2 separate regions of the Mus musculus genome follow, and region 2 is linked to region 1. The links are chromatin loops, found by intact Hi-C in ENCODE. Cell type or tissue: left cerebral cortex. All regions are shown on one strand. Links, peaks and the distances in the headings refer to the core of each region. The heading gives the core; the rest is flanking DNA.

Evidence for each region. Peaks named below come from ENCODE experiments on the same cell type or tissue, not always from the same donor. Only the 100,000 strongest peaks of a DNase experiment are listed, where the experiment ranks them.
Region 2: it touches region 1 in a loop (1.8-fold over the local background); 3 of 42 quality-filtered maps call a loop at or near these places.

The regions. Positions count from the first base shown.
Region 1 is chr5:113,405,817-113,416,933 of GRCm38, forward strand. No RefSeq gene overlaps it. Among named protein-coding and RNA genes, the nearest start is that of Gm30812, 53 kb to the right of the region's middle. In left cerebral cortex, for the core only: no CTCF peak of the experiment used is centred there; DNase peaks (open chromatin) are centred at 2,985, 4,983 and 5,365.
Region 2 is chr5:113,456,190-113,467,306 of GRCm38, forward strand. Gm30812 (a long non-coding RNA gene) reads left to right here and starts at 8,523. Exons shown (of 3, transcript XR_389557.3): 1 at 8,523-9,473. In left cerebral cortex, for the core only: no CTCF peak of the experiment used is centred there; DNase peaks (open chromatin) are centred at 5,638 and 6,019; H3K4me3 peaks cover 843 bases; H3K27ac peaks cover 665 bases.

The sequences.
Region 1 (11,117 bases), core at 2,709-7,708:
TTTCCAGAAAGGCAGATGTGATGGTTTGTATATTCTTGGACCAGGGAGTGGTACCATCTGGAGGTGTGGCCTTGATAGAATAGGTGTGACCTGGTTGGAATAGGTGTGTCACTGTGGGTGTGGGCTTAAGACTCTCATCCCAGTTGCCTGGGAAGTCAGTCTTCCACTAGCAGCCTTTGGATGATGATGTAGAACTCTCAGCTCTGCCTGTGCCATGCCTGCCTGGATACTGCCATGCTTGCACCTTGATGATAATGGACTAAATGTCTGGACTTGTAAGCCAACCCCAGTTAAATGTTTTTTATAAGACTTGCCTTGGTCATGGTGTCTGTTCACATCAGTAAAAACCCAACTAAGACAGAAGTATATGGTATAAGGCTGGGATAGAGTCTCGATTCCAAGGCTTATGAAATGTCCTCTATTTCTGTCTTTCCTACATTGCATGCTTTCTCTCTCTCTTTCTCTCTGTCTATCTCTGTCTCTGTCTCTGTCTCTGTGTGTGTGTCTGTATCTCTGTCTCTGTCTGTCTCTGTGTCTCTCTGTCTCTGTCTGTCTCTGTGTCTCTGTCTCTCTGTGTGTCTCTCTCTCCTAGCTGTCTCAAGGAAGACACACATTTCTCCATAGCAGCTCAGCTGCTTGGCTCCATCTTCATCGTCAACCCCTAGCATCTGTCTCAACTCATCCATTCTGGAAAAGACAATCTGATTGGTCCATCAGTGCTCAGCTACATGCCTGGCCCAATCAATCACCAATGGCATGGGAAGGGGGAAGGGTATAAGACAGTGTGAAGTGACTCCCCTACAAAAGGAGGGGACAAACGGTGGGAGGACACGCTCCAGTGTTTAGTATGGTGCTATCTGATGCAGAAGAGGGGGGCTTTCACCCTGGGCATTTTAGCATCCAGGTCTGTATCCAGAAAGGCCATGTATACATGAGCTCCACCCTCCTCAGACCCTATTGGGAGCATGACCACAGGCTACTGATAGTGCCTTGGGGTCTGATAAGGGATGCTAGTCACTGGCTATCAAATCTTGCTTTCTTCTTGTTGGTTGACAGGTCTCCAGGAAGTGGCGACATTCTGCCTGTGGATAGGATGACACGAGGAGCAGGCTGCCTGCTGACATCGAAGCGTATGGGAAACCTGGGTCTGCAGGATGACTGTGTTGGTAAAGAACCCCACTGCTGGCCTGAACTAGAGATCAAGGACTCACATGGTAGAACAAGAGTGGGCAGCAGTTGAGGACCTGATGGAGGAGGAGTGACCAGAGGGCAGCAAGAGTTAACTTTCCCTGTCTGAAGGGCTGACGCAGCACAATCAAGAGAGGAGGGTGACGGCCACAAGAAAGAAGATGGAATCTGACATGAGAGGTGCTTTCCCAAACAGTTCTTGTGCACCCAGGACTGGGTAATGCTTTCCCTAGTTCTCAGAAGGATGTGGAATTGTTGATACATTCGTCCTGGGAATGTGAAAAGCAAACTGGTGACTGGCCCAGGGCATTCGACCAGGAGTGGTTGGGGTAGTCTGAGGACTAGTGGGCTGCAGGGCTGCTGCTGATCAACTTTGTAGACAGTGGTTCTGCATGCCACCACTGACCTGTATTTTCCTCCCCTCTTTTCTTTCTCCTTTTTTATTCACCCCCACACCCTTTTCCTGGTCTGACTTGCATGCCTCTGGGCCATCTTGAGTGTATGAGCAGGTTATAAGGCTACAATGAGTGTTCAGCACCACGGACAGTGACCCGCATCCTACCCTGGTCTTCCTCTGGACTGCCCTGTCGTGAAGGTCAGGGACTGTACTTAAGCATACATGGTGTGGCTTCTGGCCACCACTGGGGTATTTTAGCTCCTGTTATCCTCTTCTGCCAGTCCATGGGTTCCTTCTGTCACAGTTTCAGACAGACATGGAATGTTGTGGTGACTTCTAGCTTACAAATTCCAGTGGTTTCCACCAATATCAAGGCCCATCCCCCTCCCTTTCTCAGTATTCTTTAGCTGGAGTTGTTTAATAAGGTGTCTGCTCCTCGAAAGCATCCTTGGGGAGTTGGGGTGATGGCTCAGAAAGGTAAGAGCACTTGCTGTTCAGCCACGAGAACCCCAGTCCAAACCCCCTTCAAAAAGCCAGGCACTGCTGTGGACACACCTGCAACCTCAATGCCAAGTCTTGGAGCAAAGACAGGTAGGTCAGCAGGTTGGTGACTGCCAGTCTAGCTCCAAGTTCTGTGAGAGATGCTGTCTCATACAGTAGAGAGTGGTGGAGCAGAACATGTGACATCCTCCTTTGCCCTGCACATATATATGCACCTCTCTCTCACACATGCTCATGCACACCCACGCAGGCACATATGCACACACATGCATGCTCATTCACACACATGTGAACACACATGCATGCTCATTTACAGACATGCACACACACATTCACACACACGCACACATCCATGCACACTCATGCACACACACATATAAATGTGCACACATGCACACTTGCACACACACACATGCACATATGTACATGCATATACACATGCTCACGTGCACATACACAACATGCACAAACCAGGAAAACAGTACAAAGAAACCACCTTTATAGTAAGAACCCTTACCCCAAAGTAACCAGCGTGGTCTGTCTTCCTCAAGGACTTGGATGGGATGAGCTTTGGTGTCCAAATCCTCATTGCATAGATGGGACAGAGCTCAGGGCAGCCCTCCTAGACCAGTATTTTCTCCATGGGCAGCAATGAACTTCTCCCCCTCCTCCCAACCTCAAAAATGGAGGCAACCTGGGCACTTCTGGGAGGCAGATGCTGAGCAGTGTGAACAGATCAGACCCAGGGCCTCCTTACTCAACCACTCAGTCTAATGAGTCTTTCTTCACAATTCTGCTTACATTGCCAGCAAATGGAACCTGTTTGCTGTGAATAATTCAGTGTTCTATAGCGTTCTGCCTTCTCCTGTGAGCACAACATTGCCAGAGACTGTTAACTACTCCCAGGGAGCAGAACTCGCTCCGCATTGCCTCTCAGCCAGAAAGCACTTGGGAAAACTGAATAGAGAATAGAAAAGGAAAAAATAAAAAACACTTCCCTCCACCAGCCAAAAGCATCCCCACCTTCCCAGCATGCAGCAGTACACAGCCTTTCTCTCCTCAAAGCTTCAGACTCCAGGGAGATTTTGGCTTTTTTCGTTTGTTGGGGTTTTTTTTGTTGTTGTTGTTGTTTTGTTTTGTTTTTTAATCTAAAAATGCAGTTTCATAAAAACAATGGATTTTCAGTGGAAACACCCCCGCTCTGGGCAGATGATCTACTGTCTGTCCCCAGAGAGGTCTGGCCACTTTCAGCCCAAGGAAAGTAATCTTTTCTGTGTGACCTTGATTGCATTGCTTCCCTTCTCTGGGAACATTAGTAAACTAAGGTTTAAGGATTCCTTTTCTTTCTTTTATTTGTATTGGTGTGTGAGAGAAAGCATGTGTGCATGTGTGTGTGTTTGTATGTGTGTATATGTGTGGTATGTGTGTGTGTGTGTGAATGGGTACCATGTGGTGTGTATGTTAGCATGTGTGTATGCATTTGCATGTATGTGACTGTGCATGGTGTGTGATGTATGTTAGTATGTGTATGAGTGTACATGTACATGTGTGTTTGTGCATATGTGTGTCATGTGTAGTATGTGTGGTATGCTTGCATGTGTGTATGTGTGGTGTGTGTGTATGGTGTATGTGACTGTGGGTACATATGTGCTCATGATGGCCAGAGAAGAAAGGTCAGTTAGTTGTCTTCCTCTATCACACTTCACCTTGTTCTCTGAGACAGTTTCTCACTGACCCAGGAGCACCCATAGCTTCCCCCATGTCCTCCTCTACAGCACTGGGTTGGCAGTAGCCCTCTGTCCTCTACAGTCCCAAGCACAGGTTCCCATACTTACACAGCAGGCTTTGCAGGTAGAGCTGTGATCCCAGCCCCAAACTTCTTTTAACTGTACAGCCTTCTGGGGTGTGGTGTCTAAATCGGTGGGCATATTCAGCATATAATGCCCATGTCAGGGCAGTACATTTCTGTCTCCTGAAACTTAGGATTTTGATTATCACATGCTGTCATACATGAACATGGGGCCATGATGAGGCAGGTCAGTACAGTTGTTTAGTACATTGTGATCAAATCAGGACGGAGCCTTTGAGTCTTCTTCTAGGGGTGTGTGCATGCATGTGTGTGCACGTGTGCATGCATGTGTGCATGCATGTGTGTGCACGTGTGCACATGTACTAACAGGTTACTATGAAGGCAGTCAGGCCCATGTACATAGAACCCTCCACTTTTTGAGCCTTTGGGAATCATTGCTACACACCCCAATCCATTTTCTAAAAATCACTCACATCTGAGGGATCAGGTGTCTTTTGCCTGTTGTTGTTTGGTCATGAGCTTCATCCATTTTGCTGCCAATGATGATGATCTGAACATTTGGAGTTGAATACTTGCCGGTAAAGCAAATGCACGTTTTTAAACCTGTTCACCTGATGATGGGCACTGGGTAGATCTTAGCTGCCAGGGGCAGTACGGGCACATTGCAGATGTAGGCATTTCTAACATTCACCTCCAGTTGTTTTAGATCCAGTCACCCAGGAGAGGAGCTGCTGAGTCTATTGATGGAGGATCTCCATCCTGTCTGCCATACTGGCTTTATTAGTTTAGCTGTCCCCACCAGAGGTGGGCGAGGCCACTTCCACAAGGGCATTTCAACGTTTTGACTGTCTGTGGTGACCCTAATCCCTCTGGGATAAGAGGACATTTCACAGATGTTTCTAGTGAAGTTAAACTTTAAAAAAAAAATCATAAATCTGTTGGCTTCTTTTTAAAACATGACTATTTATATTGTCTTTCCATTTTTAACTGGATTTATTATTGATTTCTCAAGTCCCCCATACAGTCTGGATAGCAACCCTTTCTCAGACTAGGAGTTTGTGACTTGTTTAAAATCCTGTAGGCGTCGATCTGCATGTAGCCAGCTGAGTCTCTGGGTGGATATAATCATCTTACATTATAGACATGTATGAATTCTACAAGGGATAAGAAAACATAGATAAGCTGACAATTAACCCCCCCCCAAAAAAAAACCAACAGAGCACCAAGCTTTAGCAGAGACCCCAGGATGGGTTGCAAGGAGGGATGTCTCAGCCTGTACCCGGTGCTCAAGGCAGAGCCGCACAGGGAGTGTTTATCCTCTCAAGGGACAATGCTCACTTCGATGTATAAGCCAGCCCCGGAGGAAAACTTAACAGCACAGCAGATATGGCACGGAACAAAACGTAATGGAGCCTGCACGCTCCATCGTGAGGCTTTTGATTCCCAGCCCATGACAGGATCCGATGCTCTAAATAAAGCATGCAGGCAAATCCAAGGCACAACTGAGCAAGCTGGAGGCGATCACATCCTTTCGCTCTCTCGTTTACAAGGGGGTGGCTTTAAATAGCATCTCTGGGGTCTTTACAGACCTGCAACTGCGGGCCCAAGAAGCTGAGGGAACAGAGACTGAAGCATAAGCTTTAGGATTTGGCCATGGGGGTTAGGGGTGTTGTAGACTGATTAAAAGCTGTAGACCAGAGGAATAGACCCCTGATGTGAAGGGAAGGGGTCTAAGCTCTTATCTGAGAGACTGTATGCATATTGTGTGAATAAACACCACCATTCTCTGACTTCAGTGCCAGCATCCATCCGACAGCTCGTTGCAGTTGGCACAGACCCCACAGTTCACAACCCAGTCCTGCAACCACTAACCCCAGGTGGCCACAAGCCACACACACCTCTGCCCAGACAATTACTAATTTGAGGGCTCACAGTCCCTGCTGCTCTGGTCACCCTTGGGAGAGCACTGACAGCGCTGTGGTTAATGCTAACGGTTCTGTTATGAAAAGCACAGCTCAGTAGCAACCACAGCAGGCAACGCATAGATAGTCTGGTGGGGAGCAAGGGGAAGGGGCAGGACTCCACTCTATGTCCCATGGAATATCCACGCCCCACCCTACCCCCACTGAAGTCTTCACAGAAAGGAGCCATGCATCTGAACTTGCATTGCCCTCCTCCACACCCCCTCCGGCTGCTTCAGGTGGGATAAGACAGTCCTGCTCACCCAGGTCTCCAGGTCCAGGGGGTGTCATCTCGTGACAGTGGGGACAGACCTGTACAAGACGTTAGTTTGCAAAAGGAAAGCTCCCAAGCCACCTGGGACTCATTCCCACAGCTGCTGTGGTCGACACCTGGGGGAAATCACAGGCGGAGTCCTTTCTCAGGAAGGCTTGGGAATTTTCGGATTTTGAACACACACTGTGGGATACCCTGACCCAGATAGGAACATAAAACTCATGTCTGTGGCATAAGCAAATTATGCACAGGGCCTGGAGTGAGCTTTATGCTTTATGCAATATTGAAATGATTTTGTGCATGAAACTGAATTTCATGGTGAGGGGTTGACGGTGGTGGCATTGTGTTCAGATTCTAGAAATCTGAGACTGTGATACGACTGTTTCGTTTGGTTTTTTTTTTCTTGTTGTTGTTGTTCACTCTATTTTTAAAAGATATAAACAAGTTTTAGAAAAAGATAGACAACTCCTACATACATGCACTCTCTCTCTCATGCACACACACTCATACACCACACACATACACACTCTCACACACACACCACACACACATACACACACTCACATAGACACACACACACCACACATTGCTCACACACACACACATACACACCACATACACATATTCACACAGATACATGCAGGCACACACACATATACCACACACATACACACATTCACACAGACACATGCAGGCACACACACACACCACAAACACATACACAGATATACACATGCCCACACTCACACACACACATTCACAAAGATGCACATACACACTCATACACATAAACACCACACACTCATACACTCACACTTACACTCACACAGATGCACACACACTTATACACAACTCATACACACTCATACACTCACATACTACACAATACACACATTCACACAGATACACACACACTACACTCACACAGATGCACACACACACCACATAAACTCACTCACACACACACACACACACACACTGTTGTATTACCATGCTTCTCCGTGAGGTGAGTTGATATGGTGTAGACATCACCACCTGATCATGACAGGTCTCAGTGAGGCTCTGGGCTTTACATATCAGATACTGAGGTCAGGAAGACAGTGGAAAGATGTCTCCAGAAAAGATCTCAAAGGTCCAGTATTCCATGTGATGATGTCACTTCCTCCTGATGTCACTTCCTCCTGTGCCTCACAGTTTACACTAACTATAGACACACAAGACACCCCTGTACATCTTCATTTCCTCTGGATACTGCACACTGCTGTATCTGCTGTCTAATATATTTACTTTTCTTTTCTTTAAAAACAAATTTAAAATTTTTAAAGATTTATTTATTATTATATATAAGTACACTGTAGCTGTCTTCAGACACACCAGAAGAGGGCATCAGATTTCAGTACAGATGGTTGTGAGCCACCATGCGGTTGCTGGGATTTGAACTCTGAACCTCTGGAAGAGCAGACAGTGCTCTTAACCCCTCTGCCTGGTCCTCACAGATCCCTCTGCGGTGGATTGAATATGCTTGGCCCAGGGAGTGGTACTATTAGAAGGGGTACCCTTGTTGAAGTAGGCGTGGTCTTGTTGGAGGAATTGTGTCACTATGGGAGTGGGCTTTGAGACCCTCCTCCTAGTCACATGGGTGTTTGCCTTTGAAACAAGATGTAGAACTCTCAGGTCCTTCATTGCCATACTTGCCTGGATGTGGCCATGCTCTCTGTCTTGATGATAATGAACTGAACCTCTGAACCTATAAGCCAGCCCCAATTAAATGTTGTCCTTATAAGAGTTGCTTTGGTCATGCTGTCTATTCATAGCAGGGAAAACTAACTACGGCGCCCTTTGAGATGATGTAATTCCATTCTCCTGGCATTATCTTTACAACGACTCTCTTGGTTTGTAATGTTCCCACGTCTCTCAGACCATTTGGCTCACTGAATTTCTCTTCCTTTCTGCAACCTGAGATGCTCTTTGTTTTAGATTTTGACTCAAGTCCTGTATCTGATGCTTTGGGGTTTGCATTTCTATGTGTTCAGAGTGGGAGATGGTTGAGATGGCAGGACAGCATCTGCATTTTCTGGGTGCTTCTGAGCTTTCTCCACACCCTGACTCTCGTGGATGGCAGCTAGAAGTGAAAGAGCAGTCCAAATGATGCTAGTGACTAGCAAAGCAGCACAGGACACTCATGAGCAGGTGAATTGGTGGACATGCAGTTTATTTGGAGAGAGAATCGTAGCTGTGTGGTGGAGGACAAAAATCAGCCAAGCTCAGCCAACAAGCAACAATGTAGCCATCCGAGCTAAGTGCCATGTGCTGTTGCAAGCACCTGACAGATTAACCATTTGCTCATTACAAAGTGTACCCAAGACAGGAGTCATTCTACAAAGGCAGAAACTGTACCAGAGCCGTGGAGCAACAGGGTCCTGTATGATGTGGCAGAGATGGGTTTGAGGTGTGGAATTTCTGCTCTGGGCCTCCGCATCCTACACCAAAGATCCACCTTTACAGAATGTCACTGAGGAGAGATCCTTGGTGAACTGTCATGCTCCACCAGGAGCAGTATCATCCTTACCTTCCTGCTGCAGCAGACTGGAGCCCAGGAGACCTAATTACTTACCAGGGAAGCCTTCCAGCGCAGCTGAAAGCTGGCTGTCCTGGCCTGTCCGTGGTCCCAAAACATACATCACAGACACCACCATTCTCACCTTTGTCCCTACACTATGATAGCATGGGAAAGCTTTAAACCATACAGTCTCTTCCGTCCCATCCCCAGAGACATCAGTTGAACAATTCCACCCAGGGGTTTGGAGAGCTCTTTGTGTGTCTAGCTGTAGCCAAGGCTTACAGAGCAACAGGGAGTTGGCCAGCTTCCCAGGGTGCTGCTGTGGCTGGCACAGAAGGCATATGGTGGTTTGAATAAGAATGGCTGCCCCTAGTATATTTGAACACTTAGGGAGTCACTCCATTAGGAGGTGTGGCCTTATTGGAGGAAGTGTGTCACTGATGGAGAGGGGCTCTTGGGGTTTCAATTGCCCAAGCCAGGCCCAGTGTTTCTCCTCCCTGCTGCCGGAGAATCCAGATGTAGAACAGCCATCTCTCCGGCTCCACGTCTGTCTGTATACCGCCATGTTTCCCACCATGACTGTAATGGACTGAACCTGTAAGGCATCCCCATTTGAATGTTGTCCTTTATAAGAGTTGCCTTGGTCATGGTGTCTCCTCACAGTGACGGAACACCGAGTAAGACAAAGCCCTTCTTGCTGAGCCCTGAAAACATTCAGGAATCTACCTCCTTCTTCCTAACCATGAACCACAGCTTGGGCACATCTGCAGGATCCTGAGTACTGGGCTTCATCTCTAGAGCTTTGGGGTGGAAAGGTCATGGCTGAGGCCTGAAAATGTGTGTCCCCAGCACCACTGCTGCTCCTGCACCTGACTGGTCCTGCTGTCAGAGACCATCCCGTGAGAAAGTGAGCCCTTCACAATCTCCCTAACAGGCCAAATGGCCTTGTACTAAGAGCTGGTTATCACCCCCTTCCTCCTTATTCCCTTCCTAACACCTAAGGCTGTAAAATTTGAATAACAGTCCCCTCTTCCCTATCTCTTCCTGAGTTCCCATGACATCCAAGGACATGAGTTACACCTTAGCCCAGCTTGACTCTCAAGGCTGTGAAGGAGGACCAATGTTCCGGTCTTGCGCGCGCTAAACTGGCCAGGAAGAACGACGCTGCTACAGGATCCTTCTGCACACATTTATTCAGTCCTGTTTCTTCTTTCTCCATATATCTCCCTTGTTTATATCTCCCTTGTTTTTATATCTCCCTTGTTTTTATATCTCCCTTGTTTTTATATCTCCCTTGTTTTTATATCTCCCTTGTTTTTATATCTCCCTTGTTTTTATATCTCCCTTGTTTATATCTCCCCTGTTTATATCTCCCCTGTTTATATCTCCCTTGTTTATATCTCTCCCTTGTTTATATCTCTCCCTTGTTTATATCTCCCCTGTTTATATCTCCCTTGTTTTTATATCTCCCCCGAACCCTGGGCCTCTCACTCCTTTTATACTCTCTCTCATCCATGCACCGCAGGCCACGCCCCCTCGCCAGTCACGAGGCTTCAGCTAATCAGGGCAGCAGGGGCAAATCTCCACCAAATTAGATTCACCTGTATCCTGGTACACCTTCGCAGCACTCAAGATGTTTGTGTCTTATATGAGGAAGTCAGATGCAAGTCATATGACTTAGCTGCAGTCCCTGGCGCCTTTGGGACTGCCGCCACACCCGCTCCCCACATTCCGGAGATAAGATGCAAAGTACCCGCTGCTTGGCACCTGACTTTGGGCCCCATGTCAGCAGTTGCCCACTTCTTTGTTCTTTGTATAATTCTCCCTCGACCCCTCCCATATTCCCCTCGATGTATGCTTTAAAAAGAAGGCACCTCAGCATAATAAACGAGACCTCGATAGGTACCCTTCTTGGTCTCCTGTTTCTCTTTTTCTTCCTCCCATCTCCTTCCAGGTTTGCGGTTCCCCTCACACCCACGAATAACTGAATCCCACGGGACGGGATAGGCTGCCATCTGGGACCATTGCCTTCCTCTGCCCAGGTGAGCACCCTTCACCCCTGCCTGGTACTGGCTCCATGCCTCCCTGACTTCTGTTAACATATCTTGTTCTTCGGAGTTATGACAGTCTCCTCCTTTGGGCCTTCCAGGACTAGCTTGCTGGGTGGCATCTTGGCTCTTTTCTGTCCAAGCTCCCGGGGCTGCCTCTGCCCTGGACCACTCATGGTGGCAACATATCATAGACATTAAAGCCACAAAGATGTTCAGAGACCAGCAACTTCAAAACCTGCCTTTGAGATAAAAGCATCCTCTTTATTTCAAAGGATATCATAGTCCAAGTGGTGATACCTCAAACAAGGGTGGGGGTGGGGTGTAGAATAGCTCCATTAGTAAAGCGCTTGGTGTGTAAGCTTGGGGACCTGAGAG
Region 2 (11,117 bases), core at 3,439-8,438, 51 kb after region 1:
GTGGACTGCGGCTGTGGCTCATCTCGGCTTTGAAGCCTGCGTGTGAGTTCTCAGCTCTGAAGCCCGTGAGCTTGGAGGCGTTGTGGGCTGGGATTTTCAGGCTGGCGGCAGAACTATCACAGAAGACCTGGCTTCACACAGACTCTTGTTGGACTTCCAGCTCCATCTGAGTGACCTTTGGCATGCCGCCATCCCCCTGAACCTCAGTATTCCCATCTGAAAAGAGGGGTGATTATACATATTTGCGGCATGGTAACTGAATCCACAGTTGACTCTTAGATCCCAACTTCACATCCTAACTTTGAACTGGACCATGGCCACTTGCAGTAAAGATACTTCCCAGTGCTCCCCGACATGGCTTGGACAAAGAAGGGATGCCAATCAGGTCTCTCTTGGCTTCCTGTGTGGTGATGCCTGTCTTCTCTCACGGGCTCTGACTGCCACGTGGCACCATCCACCTTTGGCCACACCACTCACAAGGACAAACCCACGTGTTCACTTTTGTCTGATCTCAGACCTTGAACTTATAGAACTGTGAGCTAAATAAACCTCTTTTTAAAATAAGTTAAGTTGCCTCGGGTATTTTGTTACCGTGGTGAAAAGCCTACAGCCCTTGAAGAAAAGGTCAAGTCTATCTGTCCTTTCTTCCCTCCCACTTCCTGGAATGTAGCTGTGATACAGAAACTCCAGCAGCAATATTGGGCTCTAAGGAGAAAGCCACATGCTCTGGATGGCAGTGCCTCCAGGAGAGCCTGGCGCCATGCCTGTAGACCATCTATCCCTGAGCTCTGCTTATTTCTAAAGCTCTCAATACATTCTTGATACATTGTCCTTGTTCCAATGTTCCCTGCTACCTGCTGTTGCCAGGATTGAGTTCATTCCAATAATGACTAGAGTGGGCTACCCCACATGTCTCTCTCCATAGGTATTGACATTATGTTACAGACAAAAGCAAGATGTGCGTCTCCCTCTCTGCATGATCTCCAAGATGGAAGAACAGAAGGGGATTCTGAAAGGGCTGACCTTGCTATGTGGTGTCCCTCAGAGACTCTGGGTTTGGGAGTCTGTCTCCCAAGAAGCTGGCCCCACATCCTCCCTGTTGAGACTCTGAGGACCACTCCATCCTTCATCTCCATCCCCCAGTTTGGTGCCACAACCTGGACGCCATGCCTTTTGCTTTGTCACCTGCACAGATAGCATGCATGCTGATGAACTGGCCAGATGGCCCTTTCTGCCTTCTTTTATCTAGGAATTAAGGGGCAGCTGGCCCCGTGCCAGCCTGGGGCAGCTGGAGGACAAGGAACCTGCTGGCCAGCTCTGGCTCCTTCGGAGAAAAGAATTGCTTTCTGTGCCCGAGGAGCCACCGGTACAGCTGACGACAACAGTGTCATTATGGACTGGCTCTGTCCTTCCAGGCAGCCCTCCTTGGATCCTGCTGTGACCAGTCCATTTCAAGGTGTGCAAACAGTCTATGCAAAGGTCATATCTTACTCAGGGTTCTGCACACACACATATACACACACATCCTCTCCTATCCCTCTAGAGTCCTCTTCCATACGCAGCATTTTGAGTGGGCACTAACGGCTACACCATCATTGCCCCAGGAGGCAAGTTCCCCAGCCGCTGGCCTCAGAAGCCCTGACTTGTTCTTCCACAAACATTTTTCTCCTGAAGAGAAAAGGCCTGCTGTAGGCATAAGATTTTTGCAATCTACTTTTTATAAGGATTCAACCCCTCCTCTAACCCACCTCCCAGCAGAGGTAGTAAAATAGAAAAGTTATTAGGAGATGGGGGAAGTGGCCCTGTTCAGCAATAGTTCTTTGGGGGTGAGCTCCATCTTCTTTGGCAGCAGTTCAGTCCCATAGCAAACACCAAACACAACTCAGCAGCTGCAGACTGGTCCTCAAGGCAGGCAGACACCAGGCAAGAACCAGCAGCTACCGTCCAGTGCTTTCAGCAAACAGACACCAAGCAGCTGTAGTTCAATCCTGAAAAAACCACCAGGCTCACCAACCAGCCTGAGGCAAGGCAGCGGAAGCAGCAAGCTGCCTCGGGTACCTCAGGAGTACCTCAGGAGGTACCCTGGGTGAGTTTCTCTTAATGGCAGCATTACCACAAGCTGAGCTCAGCAACACTATGTAAGGCGAACCAATAGATGCACGTAGTTAGCGAAGAATAGCAAGGCGGAACAAACCGAACCAATGCTCAGTGCTCGTCTCCCACTGTCTGTGGGGCCGTATTTATACTCCTTCATCATGTGTCCTTTCATGTGTTTGCTATATCAAAACATCTTTTCAACCATGTCTGCTTCAGGAAAACATTCTTTCACGTGTCTGCTTTAGCAAGACATCCTGCCACCTGTATGTCATTTGACATAACTAACTTTCCAAAGAAACCAAAAGTTTCCACTTCAGCCTGCTATTATTCCCTTTGAGTGTCAAAGTGGTCCACACTCTTCTAGAAGAGCAGGTAACACAGAAGGCAAAGCCTCCACCTCGCCACATGAGGCTCATGGCTGACTGTGCAAAGAGCCATCCCGTGGGCCGGCTGGATTGAGTATCTGCAGACTTAGCCCGATGAACTGACAGTCCAGTCTCAGCAGCACCCAGTGCTGCTCCCTACACTCCCTGCTCACACCTGCCCGGATCCTTCCATTCTGCCTTCTGGGTGCAAAAGTTACACACTGCCACCCTGTTCCAGGAGCAGACTGCAGGGTTTGATGCACTCAGAAGTAAACAGTTTAGGGGTTGGGATAACCCAAGTTAGGTGACCAGTAAACAGTTTAGGGGTTGGGATAACCCAAGTTAGGTGACCATTCTTCACTTCTCCAGGACAGACACTGTCCTTTCCTGCCCGAGTCAGCATGATGCTGGAGAGACAGAGAGGAGAGATGTAGAAGCCCTGGATGGTGCCCGTCAGTGGGAGTGACTCCACCTCCCAATTCTTCCTCTAGGGCCTTTTTGTTCTCACGCTTAGCGTGGTTTGGCCTGGGGTGTGCTTAGATTTGGGGTCTGGGGTGCTAAAGTCTGGGGTACCCTTGCTTCTTACCTGTGGCTTCTTCAGATTGTAACTACAGGTATCCCTCCATGTTGTTCCTTCCTTAGCTCATTCAGGCATCCCTGTTGATACTCCAGCTTGCTCCCCACCCTCACCCCCGTCAAGCAGCCCAGGCAGCTGGGCTCCATGGTGCCTGTATTCATGTCTGCCCTTGGAAAACATCTTGTGTGCCTTTTTTACTTCCCAAGCTGGGCTGTGGACCTCACCTGGCCCCTCTATCCTATACTGTGACTTGGCCTGGACAGTGTTCTCCCTGTCATGTCTCTCCAGAGTTTTAAGCATCTTTGTGTGTGGGGACAGACACCTAGAGGGCCTCAGCCTGTTGTGGTGCAGATAGCATGACAGTGTGCATCCCCGCACATGTCCTGGTGCTGGGGCCAGAGAGATTGTTCCCAGAGCGAATGACCACAGAATGTGTCAACTTGGTCCTCCACAGTAGCTGCCCCAGGGTGGTCCAGGTTACCTCCCCAGCCACACGCTGAAGTCATGCCAGTTAACCAGTGGCTTCTGCTCTGGCTAGACTGAGTGATCCCTGTGTCAAGCCTTCTTCTGGGGTCCTTTCTGAAAAGCTAGAGGTTCAACAGTGTGGTGACCTGCTGTCCCCAGCACAGAAGCACTCTGTCTACTCAGAGCCTTGCTGTCCTTAGGATACAATATGGGGGGTACAGGGGTTTAGCTCACCAAAAGACAACATCAGGAAGAATCCCAGATCTGCCCTCCATTTCTCTATCATCAGCAATGAGTCCCTGCTTTCTCATTTCTACTATGGGTTTAAGGACCGAGCACGTGGCGTGTCACAGGAAATTAAGAAGACCATGACTGGAAACCTATCAGCTTCTCCCTGCCAGTACACGCCGATTTTTTCCTAGTGTGTTTATGAATATTGATGGCAGTTACCACGGTAACAGCCAACACTAAGTGTCTCCGTGCCTGGTAATCACAGAGCCCACTTTCCTGGTGGCATGGTTGATTGATTGGCTACCTGTTTGATTGATTGGCCACCTGTTTGATTGATTGCTGTTGCTTTTGCCCCTGCATTTTAGAGTCCCACCCTTAGCAGAGCTGATGTATCAGGGTTTACAAAAAGGGGAGCAGGGTCCCTGTATTCCCTTTGAGGGCACAGGCCTGATGACCTCACTGCCTTCTACTGGTCCGGTTGCCTAGTGATCAAACTGTTCCCAGTAGCGACATCATCTGGGTACCAAACCTTTGAACACACCAGCCTTCAGAGGCCTTTTACATTCTAAACCACCACAGGAAGACACAGGCTATGGCATGCTCGTTCTAACCTGAGCAGCCACATCGGGGAGGGGACCTAGAGCAAACTGTCGAGTTCTTCCAACTGCAAGCCCGATATTCAAGCTCAAGCAAAGAGGGGGATTTTGTGATTCCTGCGTGTTATGTTAAAGCAAATGAAATTGTCATTTTATCAATACTATCCATTATGTTTGTTCAGCTTTGTAACCGACAAGTCTAGGAAGCTGGCTTTGGCTATGGATGGATCCAGGTGTTCCGATATTGTCGGAAATCTGTTTCTCCACAAACTTCAGCTTTCCCTTAAACTATGGGTGTGTCTGCCTCAGATACCATTTTTCCACAGTCTGGGGCAAGGATGACCTCTGTCTACTCCTAATATCTGCAGCTTAGGGCAGAAAGCAAGATGTTTTCCCAACCATCCCAGTGGAAGACTGAGCAGGGCTGTCCATCCATCCATTCATCCATCCATCCATCCATCCACTCATTTTGAGACAGGGTCTTACCATGAGACCAGGCTAACCTGGAGTTTTCTGTGTAGCCTAGGCTGACCCTCCTACACTGGAAATGGGTGTGTCCAGCTTTTACTGCCTAAGATTGGATGTTCACTCTTCTGTGGAACAGTTGTGGCAACAACACTCTGACTGGCAATTTTCACATTGTACGTTGCACTCCCCGATCTTAGCCAAGGGGACAAAGCAAAGCCATCCTTGGGGAATTGGGTAGAGACTAAGGGATCCCCAGATCCCAGAAGCAAAACTGCCAAGCCTGCCTTCCCTTAATGTGGGAACAGGAAGGAAGAATAGCTTGTGGAATTTCGGAGAGTTGTCACAGTTTCTTTTATATATATATATATATATATATATATATCCACATTTATATATATACTTTCCATATATATCCTTTCCACATTTTATACATTTCTAGAATGAACATGAATTGCTGGCACTATTTTTTTTTTAATTATTAAAAGGAAACCCAAGGGTACTGGGGATAGAATTTGGACACAGATGTGCCCTGGCTTTAACCCAGGCTGCGAATGGCTTTCTGTGTTATCCCTTTCAGTTACAGTTTGCACTCTAACCACAGTCAAAATGCTGTGAGCCCGAGGAGCACGTGACGCTATGATTTCGTGCTCTGAGCAGTCCCTCGAGGTCCCACCTTCTCAGGGCATTTACTGTGACATCGGACTCCCGTGAGCTTCTCTCTGGGAGCAGTTATGCTCATCAGTCTCCATCTGATCGGCGGTGAGGTTCGCGAGGCATTGCAGCCGCAAGTCCGCTCCTTTAAAGACACACCACACCATTCCCACAAGGCCTCTGTCTCTGTCACCTTTCTATTGCTGTGAGGAGACTCCACAACCATCCCGCAGGACCCGCTACAAAGGATCAGACCTCTCAGAGCAACAGCAGGAGGTTAACTGGACAGCCTTGGCTTGGCTGCTGCTCTCAAGGTAGTTCCTGCACTGGTCCAACGAGGGGGGGCTTCGCGGCCCACGTTAAAAACCTTTGCACAGGCTCTGCTCAATTTCCCTTCCGGGAATTTATTCTGAGATAAAAGTTAATCAGATATTACGCACACATAATACCCATCCCAAGGTCACTTTATAAAGGTGAGAACTTGAAAATAACCCAAATGCGTAACCAAGGAGACGGTGTCGCAAACCACGGCAGCCCGCAGAGAGTTGTGCGGCTATTTAAATGAGCAGAAAATGCCTTTGTCGTCAGAAAGATGCCTGGGGTGGGGGTTTTGGTTTGAAAACTGAAGCACAGGCTTGAGGGATGAATCTTGGTTTATTCTCACCCCACGCTTTTGCCTTCGGGGTATTCCTTCCAGCTCAGGTCCCCAGGATTCCTTGTGGGCTCCGCGCGCTCCGCTGGAAACCAACGCTCTGGGCTCCAAACTGCTCTTTCCTGCTGCCCGTGGCTGGCAGCTCTCCTGGGCTTCTGGCTTTCTGAGGGCTTGATCTGTCTGACCTGCCTGAGGGAGTAGGACGATGGTGAGAGCCTACAGGCATCCGTGAGAGATGGGTTTCCTCCGGGCACTTCAGCCCGTATCCATACAAAAGTGGACTTTTTAAAAACCTACATCTTTAACTGGAGACAATGGTCACACTGGAGTGACCTCCAGTCCTGGAAGCCAGACAAAGGTGTCCAGATGGTGGGCTCCTCTGTCCATCAGCTACGGTGACATTCCTACATTCAGGTTGAGGATTCTTCTCCCAGGCCACATGCTAGCTCTCAACATAGCACCACCATGCTCCAGAAGATCTCAGGGACCCAAATGTGACATCTTGGTGTTGCTGGTGGTCCTGCCTAGACTGTGTGCCCGGGTTCTTAGTGTTTTAAATCAAAGAACTGGAAAAAAAAATGTCAAAGAACCTCCGTTGTTTTATTTAAGAAGAGAGTAAAGGGGCTGGAGAGGTTGCTCTGCCATTCAGAGCCTAGACACAGTTCCCAGATATGTTCCAGGATGTGTTTGGCCACAAAAGGGGTGTTATGAAGGATTGATAAGGGAGGAGTTAAGGACTTACTGCATTGTTTGAAGTAGACTGTGTGCTACTGGACTGAAGGCAGATGGGCGCCCTGATAAACTACCCTATCCTTGCCTGCCTGTTTGGGATAGGAGAGAATCCTTCTATGGACCAACACCTTGTGTGCCTTCTGTCACCCTCAGCAATCTCTGTGGCCATGTGATCTCATTACCTCCATCTTGTGGGTGGTGAAGCAGGTCCAGAGAGATGCTGCTGTTTGTCTGAGCTTACCCAGCATGCAAAGATGAAGTCTGAATTTAGAGCTGGTCAGTTACTAACCACATTCCAAATATGCAAGAAGGAAAGAGTGTACAGGCACCTGGGGGAGGAAACTGACCAGGCAGCAGGCTAAGCTCCCCGCTGGACTGCCTGTGGCTGAGGCTGGTCATACAGGCTGGGGGTGACACAGGACTCAGACCTTTGAGAAATGGTGCATGTGTCTGAAGAGTTGGAAAACCATCTATTGGCGACAGGTCCAGCTCGTAGACCCAGGAATCAAGTCCTCTGGAGAGACTGGCCCTGACCTACAGTATTTATAATATTTATAGGCTGTAGTGCACCTTTTAAAAAAAAAATCCTTTTCTGGTTTTTGGTTGGTCGGGGGATTGAATTTCAGCCTGTGACTAAGGTCCAGGAGAGACATGTTTACAGAGGCAGAAACGACGACGACGACGGGGATTTTGAAAGTAAAACAGCACAAATCACTCCTAGCTATAAGGACAGTAAGAAAATTTAACCCTTTCTAAGCCTCTGTATCAAGGGATCTTGGATGAGGGCTGGAGGGAGAGTGGCCCAGGACTGGAGAAGGCTGGCAGAGAGGGAAAAGAGGCAGCAACTAAGGAACTGGAGATGGTGGGGACACCAGAAAACCCAATCCCTGGGAAGGCTGGCAACCGCTAAGCCCTCAGTAAAACCACACCCGGCTTTGCCTTGTGATAAGAACATGTAAAGCCCTCTTGTTTGGGCTGAGGGTATGGCTCGGGGGATGGAGTGCTTACCCAGCATGCACCAGGCCATGGGTTCCATCACCAGCACTACAAAAGGGGGCAGGGGCTGGCTCCCTCTTGCTATACCAAAATAGATAACACATTTTATGTTAGAGTCAACTGGTTGAACACCTTTGCTGTACCATGTGTTTATGTGTGCATATGTACATGGGTGCTTATGTCTACATGTATGTATGTATGTGTATGTATATATATATATATATACATATATATGTAGCTGTGTATAAGGATCTGTGTGTATATGTGTGTATATATGCATGTGTGCATGTGTATATAAGCATTTATGCATATATGTGCATATATGAATATGTATATGTGTATATGTGTACATATATGTATGTGTGTATGAGCATCTGTGTATATGTTTGTGTATATGTATGTATATATGTGCATTAGCATATATATGTTTATAACTGTATACCTATATGTGTACAAATGCTTATATGTATATGTATATAAGCATCAGTGTGTATATATATGTGTTTATGTGTATGTGAGCATATATGTATGTCGGTATGTATATGTGTGCATATATGTGTGTATATGTGCATAACCATCTAGGTGCATATCTATGTGTTTATGTATGTATGTACATATATATATGTGTGTGTATATATATATGTTGTATATATACTTCCATATATCATATATATATATATATCATATGCACACACACACATATATATGTAGCTTTTTGCAATAAGAAAAACTCCTGTGCTATGACTTCCCTTTCATCCTGGGTGGAAATCTACAGAAGAAGATCTCTCTAGGATACAACAACCTTACAGACTGGTAGCAAGGTCAGCACCAACCAGTTCCAGCACCAACCAGCTCCAGATTCCTCTTGTCACTAGTCTGCTGGCCTGAGGCCAAGGCTGTGCCAGGCGATCCTAAGGCTGTGGCTTCTGGAGGCTCTCACATCCGGGCCACCAAAGACAATGTTTTACAGGAATACGGGGTAAAGTCTACGGGGTTCTAGCTGGAGGCCAGCACGAATACATGCCTGAGATCTAAGCCAAGGCAGAGCCACAGTTTCCCTCCTCCCTGTGCCCTCTACGCTCTTCCCTGCCTCCCTCAGCCAGCCCCTCTCCGTCTGGCAGTACTGTTCTCTCAGGCACTGTGTGCTGTGTTTGCCTGGGTTCTTCCCCTGAGTGTCTCATGTTCCCTCTACCACACAACATAGCTGGGAGCTGAGAGCCAGGCATAGCTCACATACCCCATGCCTGGCTACACAGCTTGCCCAGACCACAGTGAGCCTTTAGTGACCTCCTCCTCTGTGTTTGGTGACGTGTAGCTTCCGACCTTCTACAGATAGGCGCTGCTTAACCTCCATCCTGCTCCTCTCGTGGCTGTGGAATATGGCACCAAGCCACTCACTTGCAAACCCAGCCCCTGCTCCTGGACATTAAGTAGTTGTTAGAATCTTGGCCTTGTATGTAAAGGTATCAATTAATTTTCCAATTCATCCTGTCTAGGTCAGATGGAAGGCATGCCACAAAGGTGTGGCAGTGGCATACGTGTTCCTCCGAAGCGTCATCCTGTCTCCTTTCCTCCACGGTACAGCTGTTGACAATTGGAACTTGCTTTGTGCCTGCCCTGAGTGCTCCTGCCCCAATATACTGGTTAGTTTTCTGTCAACTTGACTCAGGCTGGGGTCACCAGAGAGGAGGAAGCCTCAACTGAGAAAATGTCTCCATATGATCAAGCTGTACTACACCTGTAGTATATTTTCTTTTCTTCTTTAAAAAAAATTATTTATTTATTTATTTATTTATTTTCTATGATTACATATAGATAAAACATGAAAATCCACCAGAAGAGGGCTTCAGATCCCATGGCAGATGGTTGTGAACCACCATGTAGGTGCTGGGAATTGATTTCAGGACCTCTGGAAGAGCAGTCAGTGCTTTTAACCACTGAGCCATCTCACCAGCCCTAGAGTATTTTCCCAATTAGTAATTGACGGGGGAGGGCCCAGCCCACTGTGGGTGGAGCCATCCCTGGGCTGGTGGTCCTGGGTTCTATAAGAAAGCAGGCTGTGGCAAGCCATTGGGAGCAAGCCAGTAAGCAGCACCCTCCATGGCCTCTGCATCAGCTCCTGCCTCCAAGTCCCTGCCCTGCTTGAGTTCCTGCCCTGACTGCCTTCAGTGATAAACAGTGCTGTGGAAGTGGAAGTGAAATAAACCCTTTCCTCCCCAAGTTGCTCTGGTCACGGTGTTTCATCGCAGCAACAGTGACCTCGGCCAAGACACACCTTTCTTCTAACCCTTCCATGTTGACTTCTAACTCCCACTAACGCATCATCTTGCCCACCTGACCACAGCCTTCTATGGGCTCATTCACCTCTGGGTCTTTAGTGCCTGGCACATCAGAGTCCTAGTGATGTTCAGGAGGAGGGATGGAGAGGGAGGGGCTAAAGCTGAGAGTTTGCCTCTTACACTGGCCACCCACGTTAACAGAACCTAGGGTAGCTTTGGGTCACTGATGACTGAACAATATTGGCGCTATTAATTAGCCTGAACTCTACAAATTAAAATACACACACACACACACACACACACACACACACAGAGGATTTGGCCACAAGAAGCAACTCTCCCTGAAACTCTACTGGTCCCAAATAAATACAAAGAAGAACAAAAAGCCTCATTAATCTTTTAAAGAGATCATCCGAGCCTGGGAAAATCCTGATTCTCAGAGAGGCTTCTGGCAGATCAGTGGCCATCAGCCTTCCACTGTTAATCCACCTGCTGTCCAGGGTGAACCCAAGCCGGCCTCACCCGCAGCCCTGCTTAACCCTCTCGCTGCTCGGGATTGTCATAACCATCCCCACCATGGAGATTCCCCCAGCAGCTCCCACTACAGTAGAGGGAGAAAATCACCCAGCCCTGCCCACAGCTGAAGCCTGAAGCTCTGGGTGCTGTCTTCTGTCCCCCCCCCCCCCCACACACACACATATTCTTGGTGATATGGGGGTGTTGAGGTCATAACTCGGAGATTCATTTGCCCTGCTGGATTAAAAACCTCCACTGTGATTGGCCCCTGAAGCTTATCCCAGCCTTGCCCAAAAGTTAGATGCCTTACAAAGACTCTCTTCACACTACGGGCTAATAGATGGCCAAGGATTTTCATTTCGAGTTTCCCTTCCCACTGCCGGGCACTCTGCAGAGCTGCAAGCACGCCAAAGCTGGTTTAGCACTTGATGTTGCTTTGTTTTCCTGGTGAGCCTGTAAGATGCAGCTGCTGTCATAGCCATGGCACCAGAG